Regions from separate parts of the Homo sapiens genome. Here all the other regions are linked to region 1. A link is a contact called in ENCODE Hi-C or POLR2A ChIA-PET data. All regions are on one chromosome and are shown on one strand. The core of a region is the stretch at or near the end of the contact, and the rest is flanking DNA. Distances in the headings are between cores, read along the strand shown. Region 1 holds the start of CRKL (CRK like proto-oncogene, adaptor protein). Region 2 holds the start of MAPK1 (mitogen-activated protein kinase 1). Region 3 holds the start of DGCR8 (DGCR8 microprocessor complex subunit). Region 4 overlaps UBE2L3 (ubiquitin conjugating enzyme E2 L3).

Region 1 (2,587 bases), core at 88-2,587:
GGCGTGAGCCAGTAGTCCCAGCTACTCGGGAGGCTAAGGCAGGAGAATCGCTTGAACCCGGGAGGCGGAGGTTGCAGTGAGCCGAGATCGCACCACTGCACTCCAGCCTGGCGACACAGCGAGACTCCGTCTCAAAAAAAAAAAAAAAAAAGAGGTTTTTAGAAAAACCAACAAATCCCTGCATCAGTATTACACCCAGAGAAAGTCACGAAAGGCAAAAAGCGTGCATTTTAACTATGCAACCACCGTTAAACATTCAAAACGCATCCTCTTCACATTGAGAAACAGCCTCGTGAGAGGGAAAAAAAAAAAACGCATCCTCTTATCCAGTGACCCAGATCCTGACACTAGCTTTCTGTTAGGAAGGCCTTCTGGAAAATAATTTGGTTCAGAATGCGGGGAATATGGGTTCAAGCGCGCCCCACCCCCCTATACAAGCACTCTTCGACAGACCCGGTTCTCGACCTTCCTCCGCGGTCGGGGAGGGCTCTCGCGTACCTGGGCGCAGGCTCGATGAGGGTGGTGGTGTCCAGGTAGTGGATCTTGTAAAACTCCAGCAGGGCCGGCAAATGGTCAAATTCCTGGTCCCCGATCTTAAAACGGCGGTTGGGCAGCGAGTTGATGATGTAGTGGGAGACCCGCGAGTTCTCGGACACCGACAGCACATAGTCCCCAGGGCAGGTGGAAGAATCGCGGACGAGGAACATACCGTGGCGCTGGCCCTGGAGCCGGGTCTGCGCCTCCTGGCGAGACACCGGCCCCATATACCAGGCGGAGCGGTCCGAGGAGTCGAACCTGGCGGAGGACATGGTGTTGGACCGGGGACTCTGCGGCGGTAGGGGCGGCGGCTGTCCTCGCCTGCTCTGCACGCCTTAGCCCGGCAGACGGCTTTGGGGCCGAGGAAGGGCCTCTCGCACACCTCGAGGAGCGCTCAGAGGGCTGGGCCAGCACTTTCCTCTCGGCTCCGGGCCCGCAGCATCCTCCGACGCCGCCCGCCTGCTCCGGGGCCGCCACACGGAGAGAGCCGCCCGGGAATGCACGGCAGAGCCGGGGGGTCGGGGCAGGCAAACCCGAGCCGCAGCGGAGGCCACCCCGGGGTTCTCGGGCTGCTCGGCGTCCCAGGGGTGCCTCCAGTGACTCCCGGCCTGGAACGCGCCGGCGCCGCAGCTCGACGGGTCTTCACCGACCCCCGCCGTCACACGAGGCACCGAACTCGAAGGAGCGTCGCGCCTCCGGGGTGCTTTTGCCCAGCTTGTTCCCAATAGCCACAGCAACAAAATGGCGGACGCGGGAGAAGCGGCAGCCACCTCCCCCTCCGCTCAGCGCGCTCCGTCTGCGCACGCGCTGGGCCCCGGCTCCCGGCGGCCGCCGGGGCCCTCCCGTTACGTCACACAGCGCAGCCAATCAGGAGCACCGTCGCGACGATCAGGGTGGGCGCTGGTCGCGCCCGCTCCCGCGTTCCAGGAGGAGGCTGAAGAGGCGCCGGCGGTAGGCACTCTCTTCCTGGGCCGCTGCGCGCCGCTGGGGGCGCTGCGGCTGCCGGGTCTCCCAGCGCTGGCAGGAAAACAGCTGGAGCCGAGAGGGAACCGCGTTTCGAAAACCTGCTTCTGGGAACAAAGCGTAACGTGCAGGCTGAATCGCGGGCCAGGGAGGCGTGGCACTGAGGCGACCTGGCCAGCCTAGGGGCCTGAGGGAGGTCAAGGACTGACAGGTCCCGATGGGCCGAGGTGGCCCAGTAAAAGGATGAGCCCAGGGGCAGATGTGACCACCAGATAGGTGACTGACTGAATGACTCAGTCCCCAGGTGGCCTGATAGGCTAAGGAAGCCCTAGTGGCTACGTGACCCGCTAAATGGAGTGAGAGGAGAGAGAAGGTGAGGGTTAGATTGACTCAATTAAGTGGTCAAGGAAGTCCACAAGTGGGTAACCTGGCTATCATGGGCTCTGAACTGCTGAAAGTAAAATACAAATGCCTCTCGGGCGTGGCCCCGAGGCTTCCCCTGCCCCGGATTATGCCTGCTTCTGCCTATTTATTAATCCCTATTTGTTTTTGTTTGTTTTCTTTCTTTCTTTCTTTCTTTCTTTCTTTCTTTCTTTCTTTCTTTCTTTTCTTTTTTCTTTTCTTTTCTTTCTCTCTCTCTCTCTCTTCCTTTCCTTTCCCTTTCCCTTTCCTTTCCCTTTCCCTTTCCTTTCCTTCTTTCGACGGAGTCTCGCTCTGTCACCAGGTTGGAGTGCAGGGGCGCGATCTCGGCTCACTGCAACCTCCGCCTCCCGGGTTCAAGCGATTCTCCTGCCTCAGCCTCCCGAGTAGCTGGGATTACAGCTGTCCGCCGCCATGCCCTGCTAATTTTTGTATTTTTAGTAGAAACGGGGTTTCACCATGTTGGCCAGGCTGGTCTCAAACTCCTGACCTCAGGTGATCTGCCTGCCTCAGCTTCCCAAAGTGCTAGGATTACAGGCGTGAGCCACCGTGCCCAGCCTGTTTGTTTTATTTTGTTTGTTTTTGAGACAGGTTCTCCTTCTGTCACCCAGGCTGGAGTGCAGTGGAACTATCATGGCTCACTGCAGCCTTGATTTCCCCATCTCAA
Region 2 (2,587 bases), core at 88-2,587, 950 kb before region 1:
GGGGAAAAGGTTCAGAAGCAGTGCCTGGGTCATTGTCCGTCTCGTTGTCTTAGCTTTCCTTGGTATCCACCTGCTTCAGGACTCTAATTTTTATTTTTTCAACCTCTGTTGTTTGTGACTGTTTCTTAACCTGGTGTGTCTCTTTTTCTCTAAACCTCGATGTTTTGGTTTTAGTGACTCTATCTTTGCATTTCTATTTCATTACCTGCTCTGTCAGCATTTCTGCCTATCTGTACCAATCTCGGTCTGTCTCTGAACGCAAATGTATCTCTCATGTGTTTCGACCCACCACCCCCTAATCCCTTACTCTCTGCTTTGTCCTCCTGCCTCAGCCTCCCAAGTAGCTGGGATGACAGGCGCCCACCACTGCGCCCGGCTAATTTTTGTATTTTTAGTAGAGACAGGGTTTCGCCATGTTGGCCAGGCTGGTCTTGAACTCCTGACCTCGTGATCCGCCCGCCTCGGCCTCCCAAAGTGCTAGGATTACAGGCGTGAGCCACCTCGCCCGGACTTAATTTTTGTATTTTTAGTAGAGACCTGGTCTCAAACTCCTGACCTCAAGTGATCCGCCCGCCTCGGCCTCCCAAAGTGCTGGGATGATAGGCGTGAGACACCGCGCCCTCCCTTCTGCTTTGTACTTCTTCATCGTACTTATCACAACTTGAGCATTACACGTATTTGTCTGTCTCCTCTCTCTAAAAGGTAACTTCTATAAGGGTGGATCCCCAGGAACATGGAGTGTGCTCAACAAACATCTGAACTAACCTGATTGGCGTATCCTCTCAGTGTCTCCTTTTAGTCTCGACAATTGTGTTTCACACTTTCTCAGTATGCAAATATCTTTCTCGGTCTGGGTCATGCCTTTCGGTTTCTGCCCCAGTGCAGAGGCCTCTAAGTTTATCAGCGTGTGGACCACAGATTCGCAGAGGCCTGAGCTGCGGCGCTGCCGGGATATGGCGCGTCGTCGGGCCTCAAGCACAGCCCGGGGTCCCTCGCTGGCTCTGTTCGGACCCTGCTCGGTCGCTCGCCTGGGCCCCAGCCATCTCTCACTTCAGCCCATGAGTTCTGCCCCACGTCTGTCTCCCTGGGTGTCTTAAGAGACGCGACCCGCACCGACGCCCCCGCGAATGCACCGCGAATGCACGTGACCGCGCCTAGTGGCGCCCCCTCAGTCAACGCCGTCGCAGTGCCCCTCCCGAAGCCCGCCGCTTCCGCCGGCCCGCGCGGCCCCGCCCCCAGCCGCGAGGAACCAATCCGCATGCACACTTCTTGTCCCCGCCCCGGCACCCTCCTCGGCGCGCGCCCCTCCCTCCGCCCGCCCGCCGGCCCGCCCGTCAGTCTGGCAGGCAGGCAGGCAATCGGTCCGAGTGGCTGTCGGCTCTTCAGCTCTCCCGCTCGGCGTCTTCCTTCCTCCTCCCGGTCAGCGTCGGCGGCTGCACCGGCGGCGGCGCAGTCCCTGCGGGAGGGGCGACAAGAGCTGAGCGGCGGCCGCCGAGCGTCGAGCTCAGCGCGGCGGAGGCGGCGGCGGCCCGGCAGCCAACATGGCGGCGGCGGCGGCGGCGGGCGCGGGCCCGGAGATGGTCCGCGGGCAGGTGTTCGACGTGGGGCCGCGCTACACCAACCTCTCGTACATCGGCGAGGGCGCCTACGGCATGGTGTGGTGAGTGTCCGCGACCGGCCACGCCCGGCCCCCCCACCGCCCGGGGCCGCAGCGGACGCAGCCTCGGCCTCGCCCGCGCCTCGGCCTCAGGCGCCGCGGCGACCTCGAACCCGGACTTCACCGCGGTCCGCGCGCCAGGGCTCGGGCGCGGCCCCGGGCCGGTTGAGGTTTAGGTGTTGTTGCTCGCGGTTCCCGGGCCTTCGGTCGCTCGGGAAGGGGCTCAGGGAGTGGCGCGGGGGGCGTAGGCCGGTACTAGTGGACCCTTGGCCCCGGGCGCAGCGCGGCCTTTAAAGTCTGGACCCTCGGGAAGGCAACGGAAGGGTCCCCACCCCTCAATTTGCTAGTATCATGGCCTTCTTTTGGACTTTCGATTGTAAAACTGTGAATTCCATCAGATGCTTGTCGGTGTTGGCGGCGGTGGCTGCTGAGGTCCTGAAAGCGTTTTGCCTCCGCGTGTGTGCAGAACACCGAAATAATCGTTTTTCTCTCTTCGCCTCTGTTTGCAGCCAACGGCTTTCATTAAATATCCTCAGCGGTGCTAATGGTGGTCTCCGCGCAGGCTTTCTAAAATGGATTACTGACGCCAGTGTTGGTGGCATATTTCCGTCTTGAAGTTTTTACTTCTAAGTGGATTTTAATATCGTACTGCTGGCGTTTCAGGAAGGATAAACTAACATTACTCTCTTGATTTGTTAAAGATCCGTTTAGAGTTGGGCCTAATTTGACTTTTTTTTTAGCCCCCAAGTGAGCTCTTTTACCAGCATAAATGCTCCCAGATGTTTTAGCCCAATTGCTATGGACTCCTGTTAATGATTTAGTGGTCATTATGTATGCAGCCTTAATGGAGTTCTTGCAGAATCACACGTAGACTCCCTCATCTTGATTCAGGTCCCTTAGAAAAGTGAAATGATAGTGACGGTTTTTTTT
Region 3 (2,587 bases), core at 40-2,539, 840 kb after region 1:
GGGAAGTGCTCCACACAGCGCCTGGCCGCAAAGGGCTCAAAGGGGAGCTCTCTGCCCGTAGGCCTCCCCACTGCTCCAGCTGACCAAACACCGCATGCAAACCCTGCCTTGCCAACAGGACTATCGGACAGGAACGGGCTCACGGCAAGCTCCCCTGGACCCTTGGCACGGGGAGAAAACCCGTACACTTGGACAGCACCCTTCCTCCTAGCCCACTTGCTGTGTTGGCTAACAGAGGCACTGGCTGTGACGGGCCAGCACCAGTGCCAGCGCCATGGAGGCTGCCTTTTGGTCAAGTCTCTCCCGCTGCAGCCTCCCGCCCAACCCAGCGGCAGTATGACCTCATCCGTTCCTTTTGTCATCCTCCAACAGGCCTCATATCCCGCACTTAGAGGCAACACTGGGTACCCCGGGCTGGCCATTCACTCCCTTTTGTGAGTGAAGGCCTGCAGCAGGGTTTGGGCCACTCCCACAGCTGGGAGTCTAGTCTGGCCAGGAAACAGTGGATCCTCGCCTGGTGGTTGGCCTCGAACAGTCGACAGCCAAAGACAGGACTGCCGTGCAGGAACAAGGTACATGCAAGCATGCAAAAAGGCAAATCAGACTCCTGCCACAAGAAACCCAAGTCCATCGGTTGACACCAGACAGGCATCACTGTCAACAGGTTGCCACCTTCCATTTATTTCCGCCATGCTCATTGTTACAATAAAACCGTATCCCAATTATCTACGTGACACTCAACCCGTGAGCATTCTGTGGACAAAAAGACTTAGGCGACTTCTTGGATTTCCCAAACTGTGTTAAAGCCGGCAGGGTCCCAGGCGAGCACTGGCCCTGTCCACACCTTTCCCGCCTGAAGGCGATGCTAGGCTTCGGGCCCTCCGGGAGAGGAGCCTCTTTACCCGGGCGGACAGCGACGAGAGTCGGCAACGCCTGGGCCCGGGGCCCGCCCCCCAGCCCCGGAGGCGTCCCCACCCCGCGCTCTCCACCGCCCGCGGCCATGTTGCCTCACAAAGGCCGGGCTCCGCGCCCCCGCCCCGCCCGCGGCCTCGGTCCCGGAGGGAGGCGGGAGGGAAGGGCGCGCCCTCGCGCAGGCCGCGGCGCCCGCCCAACCGCCCGCGGGCGCCCCTCGCGCCCCGCACCTACCTGAGGCGCCCGCGGGCTGCCCAAGCCGCCCGCAGCCAAACCACAGCCGGGAAAGCCTCACCGACCGACCGCCGCAGCCATCTGGAAAGCCTGTCCAGGCTCTCCGGTCGCCGGCACCCGCCTGCCGCGCCGGGCGAGCGGAGGGCGGGCCTTCGCGGCGTGCGGCCAATCCCCGCGCGCGGCCGCCCCGCATTGGGGGAGCCGCAGAGCGCGCTGCGGAGGCCGCCAATCGGCGGCGCGTAGCGCGTGTGTCCGCCGCGCGCGGCCCAATAGCGCGGCCGCGCGGGAGGGACCAGGCGCCCAGGCCGCGGTCGCGCTAACAGTCGCTGCCCAGGCGGGGCTCGCTGGACTGAGGGCGGCGGCCGCGAGGAGCGCCGGGAACGGGAAGCACCGGGAATGCCGGGAGCAGGGGAGCGCGGGAAGCTCGGGGAGCGCGGGGAATGCCGGGAACAGGGAGCGCGGAGTACGCCGGGAGCGGACACGCAGACGGGCCACCTTCGGTGGACACTGCAGAAGAGACCGTGCACACACAGGCGTTACACAACCCTGTTAAAAGCATCACTGTATCAGACATCATCATTTATAAAGAACGCGTGTGCTCAACTGTCTGGCGCTGTCCCCTTTGCTAATACAGGATTTCCAAAACAGGGAGGGTTCGGCCGGGCACGGTGGTTCGGCCGGGCACGGTGGCTTGCGCCTGTAATCCCAGAGTTTTGGGAGGTCGAGTCAGGAGGATTACTTGAGCCCAGGAGTTCGAGACCAGCCTGGCTAACATAGTGAGAGCCCAGTATCTACAAATTTTCTTTCTTTTTTTTTTTTTTTTTGAGGCGGTGTCTCGCTTTGTCTCCCAGGCTGGGGTGCAGTGGCGCGATCTCAGCTCACTGCAACCTTTGCCTCCCGGATTCAAGCGATTCTCCTGGCTCACCCACCCGAGTAACTGGGATTACAGGCGCCCACCACCACGCCCGGCTAATTTTTATATTTTTGGTAGAGACGGGGTTTCACCATGTTGGCCAGGCTGGTATCAAACTCCTGGCCTCAATTGATCTGCCCGCCTCGGCCTCCCAAAGTGCTGGGATTACAGGCATGAGCCACCGCGCCGGGCCCAAAATTATTTTTAATTAGCCGCGTGGTGGCGGGCGCCTGTGGTCCGAGCTACTCGGGAGGCTGAGGTGGAAGGATCACCTGAGTCCAGGAGTTCCAGGCTGCAGTGATCCGAGATAGCACCACTTTCACTCTAGCCTGGGCGGCAGAGTGAGACTCCGTCTCAAAAAAAAAAAAAAAAAAAAGGAAAACGAGGGTCTGAGTAAGTGAGGGTACAGCTCTTCCTTAGACTAGCTTTCCTGTCAATAAATGTGGAAGGAATAGTGGAAATAGAAAAATTTTCCACTGGGTAGCCACCCCAATAATAGCTGCTGTAGACGAAAATCTTGAGTGATAA
Region 4 (2,587 bases), core at 35-2,534, 670 kb before region 1:
CCGTCTCTATTAAAAATACAAAAAAAATTAGCCGGGCATGGTGGCGGGCGCCTGTAGTCCCAGCTACTCGGGAGGCTGAGGCAGGAGAAAGGCGTGAACCCAGGAGGCAGAGCTTGCAGTCAGCCAAGATTGCGCCACTGCACTCCAGCCTGGGTGACAGAGCGAGACTCCGTCTCAAAAAAAAAAAAAAAAAAAAATTCCAATCATGCCTCCACTGAGGAAAACAACTTCAAGAAGATAAATTCAGGCCAGGCGCAGTGGTTCACACCTGTAATCCCAGCATTTTGGGAGGCCAAGGCAGGCAGACTGCTTGAGCCCAGGAATTCAAGACCAGCCTGGCCAACATGGCAAAACACTGTCTCCACTAAAAAAAATACAGCCCGGGTGCAGTGGCTCACGCCTGTAATCCCAACACTTTAAGAGGCCAAGGCAGGTAGATCACGAGGTCAGGAGTTCAAGACCAGCCTGGCCAAGATGGTGAAACCCCGTCTCTACTAAAAATACAAAAAATTAGCCGGGCGTGGTGGCAGGCACCTATAATCCCAGCTACTTGGGAGGCTGAGGCAGAGAACTGCTTGAACCCAGGAGGCGGAGGTTGTAGTGAGCCAAGATTGCGCCACTGCACTCCAGCCTGAGTGACAGAGCAAGACTCTGTCTCAAAAATAAATAAATAAAAATAAAAAATAAAAAAAAGTAGCCAGGCATGGTGGTACATGCCTGTGGTCCCAGCTACTTGGGAGGCTGAGAGGTGAAAGCGGAAGAATCACCTGAGCCCTGGCAGTCAAGGCTGTGCAGTGAGTCAAGATTACAACCACTGCACTCCAGCCAGGGCAACTAGAGTGAGACCCTATCTCAAAAAAAAAAAAAAAAAAAAAAGAAAGAAGAAAAATTGGAATCATTCAGAGATCAGTTCCATCTGAATATCTGAGACTCAAAAGGCCAGATGACTCAAACCCTCAAGATGGTTGTAAACCCTCAAGCAAAACTGTGCCCCGATAACTGAGAATGGTCCTGACAGTGAAGAATTAGGGAAGGAATTGAAGGAAACCAATGTAAATTCCAAGAAGTGGAATTCAAAAGGATGTTACAAATGACAGAAGAAAGGACCTGATAAAAACCGCAAGAGCAGCCCAGCTCTAGAACAGAGTTAGGAAGACCAAAGCCAAGAATGACAGATGCTTACAAATAACACTCCCACAAAGGTTTGTTTCAGTTCTGCTCAGAGCAAGAAGCAACCCAAGTCAGCTGCTCAGGGCTGATGGTGCAGTGCTGACAAAGAGAGAGTTCAAGGGAAAGCACCAGGCAGCTCACACATTCCTTCTCTTGATGGGGACAGCAGGCTTCCCAACCAGGGCAGGTGGTGCAGGAGAAAGAGAGCAATGCTTCTCAGAATGAGGTCCACTTCGGAGCCCAAGTAGACTTCAGTGTATAGAGGGGAACTGAAAAAGCCCAGGGGTGCCACCCAGCTCCTGAAAATGGAAAACACCCATGCCCCAAACTCAACCCCAGAGAGCTTGATGCCCACTCCAGGGCAAAGTGTGAAGCATGGCAGAGAGGGATGGTTACTTAACAGCTTTGCAAGCACTAACAGGAGAGATGGGCCCTGGGCCCCAGCAGAAGGCCACGGACTCAAGTCCTGAGAGGAGATGGGAGAACAGGACACTGCTGTATATAGCCAGTGCTCAGTCACACAGCTCAGATGTACACACCTGCGTCTTGGCAAAGCAGTTAACAAAGTTCCTCTTTTGCTTCTTTTTGGGGTCTACAATGAGGCCTAGAAAACTGTTCAAAATCTCCCCAGGTAACCCTCACACAAGGCCAGGTTTCAGAACCCCTCAGGAGCCACTAATCAAGAAATCTAGGCGAGGCGCGGTGGCTCACACCTGTAATCCCAGCACTTTGGGAGGCCAAGGCGGGTGGATCACGAGGTCAGGAGATCGAGACCACATGGTGAAACCCCGTCTCTACTAAAAATACAAAAATTAGGTGGACATGGTGGCGCCTGCCTGTAGTCCCGGCTACTCGGGAGGCTGAGGCAGGAGAATAGCTTGAACCAGGGAGTCGGAGGTTGCAGTGAGCCGAGATCGCGCCACTGCACTCCAGCCTGGTGACAGAGCAAGACTTCGTCTCAAAAAAAAAAGGAATCTATGCCAGCGCCAGGCGTGGTGGTTCATGCCTGTAATCCCAGCATTTTGGGAGGCCAAAGCAGGTGGATCACTTGAGGCCAGGAGTTTGAGACCAGCCTGGCTGACATGGTGAAACCCCATCTCTACTAAAAATACAAAAATTAGCCAGGCATAGGGGTGCATGCCTGTAGTTCCAGCTACTCGGGAGGCTGAGGCATGAGAATTGCTTGAACAAGTGAGACAGAGGTTGCCGTGAGCCAAGATCACACCATTGTACTCCAACTCCAGCCTGGGCGACAGAGCGAGAACCTATCTTAAAAAAAAAAAAAAAAAAAAAAGGCCGGGCACAGTGGCTCACACCTGTAATTCCAACGCTTCAACACTCTGGGAGGCTGAGGCGGGTGGATCACTTGAGGACAGGAGTTTGAGAGCAGCCTGGCCGACATGGTAAAACACTGTCT

What was found. A loop is a pair of places that touch in the nucleus more often than their neighbours do. ChIA-PET counts read pairs that join two places held with the same protein, here RNA polymerase II (POLR2A). Pooled maps may share reads with other maps.
Region 2: a map of K562 shows a loop between it and region 1 (6-fold over the local background). The contact joins the promoter of MAPK1 here to the promoter of CRKL in region 1. A Hi-C loop is called at or near these places in 2 of 168 maps with a recorded cell type or tissue (K562 and OCI-LY7), 2 of 37 single-sample maps with no recorded cell type and 9 of 50 pooled maps.
Region 3: a pooled map shows a loop between it and region 1 (10-fold over the local background). The contact joins the promoter of DGCR8 here to the promoter of CRKL in region 1. A Hi-C loop is called at or near these places in 5 of 50 pooled maps. POLR2A ChIA-PET finds 5 or more read pairs at or near these places in 3 of 52 experiments (K562, WTC11 and activated T-cell).
Region 4: a pooled map shows a loop between it and region 1 (4-fold over the local background). The contact joins the enhancer-like site here to the promoter of CRKL in region 1. A Hi-C loop is called at or near these places in 1 of 50 pooled maps. POLR2A ChIA-PET finds 5 or more read pairs at or near these places in 2 of 52 experiments (GM12878 and activated CD4-positive, alpha-beta T cell).

What each region holds. Positions count from the first base shown.
Region 1 is chr22:20,916,157-20,918,743 of GRCh38, reverse strand. CRKL (CRK like proto-oncogene, adaptor protein) reads right to left here and starts at 1,337. Exons shown (of 3, transcript NM_005207.4): 1 at 499-1,337. The coding sequence starts at 809. RefSeq lists an enhancer at 621-680 and a silencer at 971-1,420.
Region 2 is chr22:21,866,395-21,868,981 of GRCh38, reverse strand. MAPK1 (mitogen-activated protein kinase 1) reads left to right here and starts at 1,337. Exons shown (of 9, transcript NM_002745.5): 1 at 1,337-1,660. The coding sequence starts at 1,542. RefSeq lists a silencer at 1,167-1,406.
Region 3 is chr22:20,078,943-20,081,529 of GRCh38, reverse strand. DGCR8 (DGCR8 microprocessor complex subunit) reads right to left here and starts at 1,289. Exons shown (of 14, transcript NM_022720.7): 1 at 1,147-1,289. RefSeq lists an enhancer at 471-530 and a silencer at 791-1,410.
Region 4 is chr22:21,586,753-21,589,339 of GRCh38, reverse strand. The region is part of intron 1 of UBE2L3 (ubiquitin conjugating enzyme E2 L3); the gene reads right to left. Among named protein-coding and RNA genes, the nearest start is that of UBE2L3, 20 kb to the right of the region's middle. RefSeq lists a silencer at 1,124-1,183. Within about 2 kb of position 1,284, at least 4 of the 41 ENCODE cell types and tissues checked have a DNase peak (open chromatin) inside an H3K27ac peak, as active enhancers do.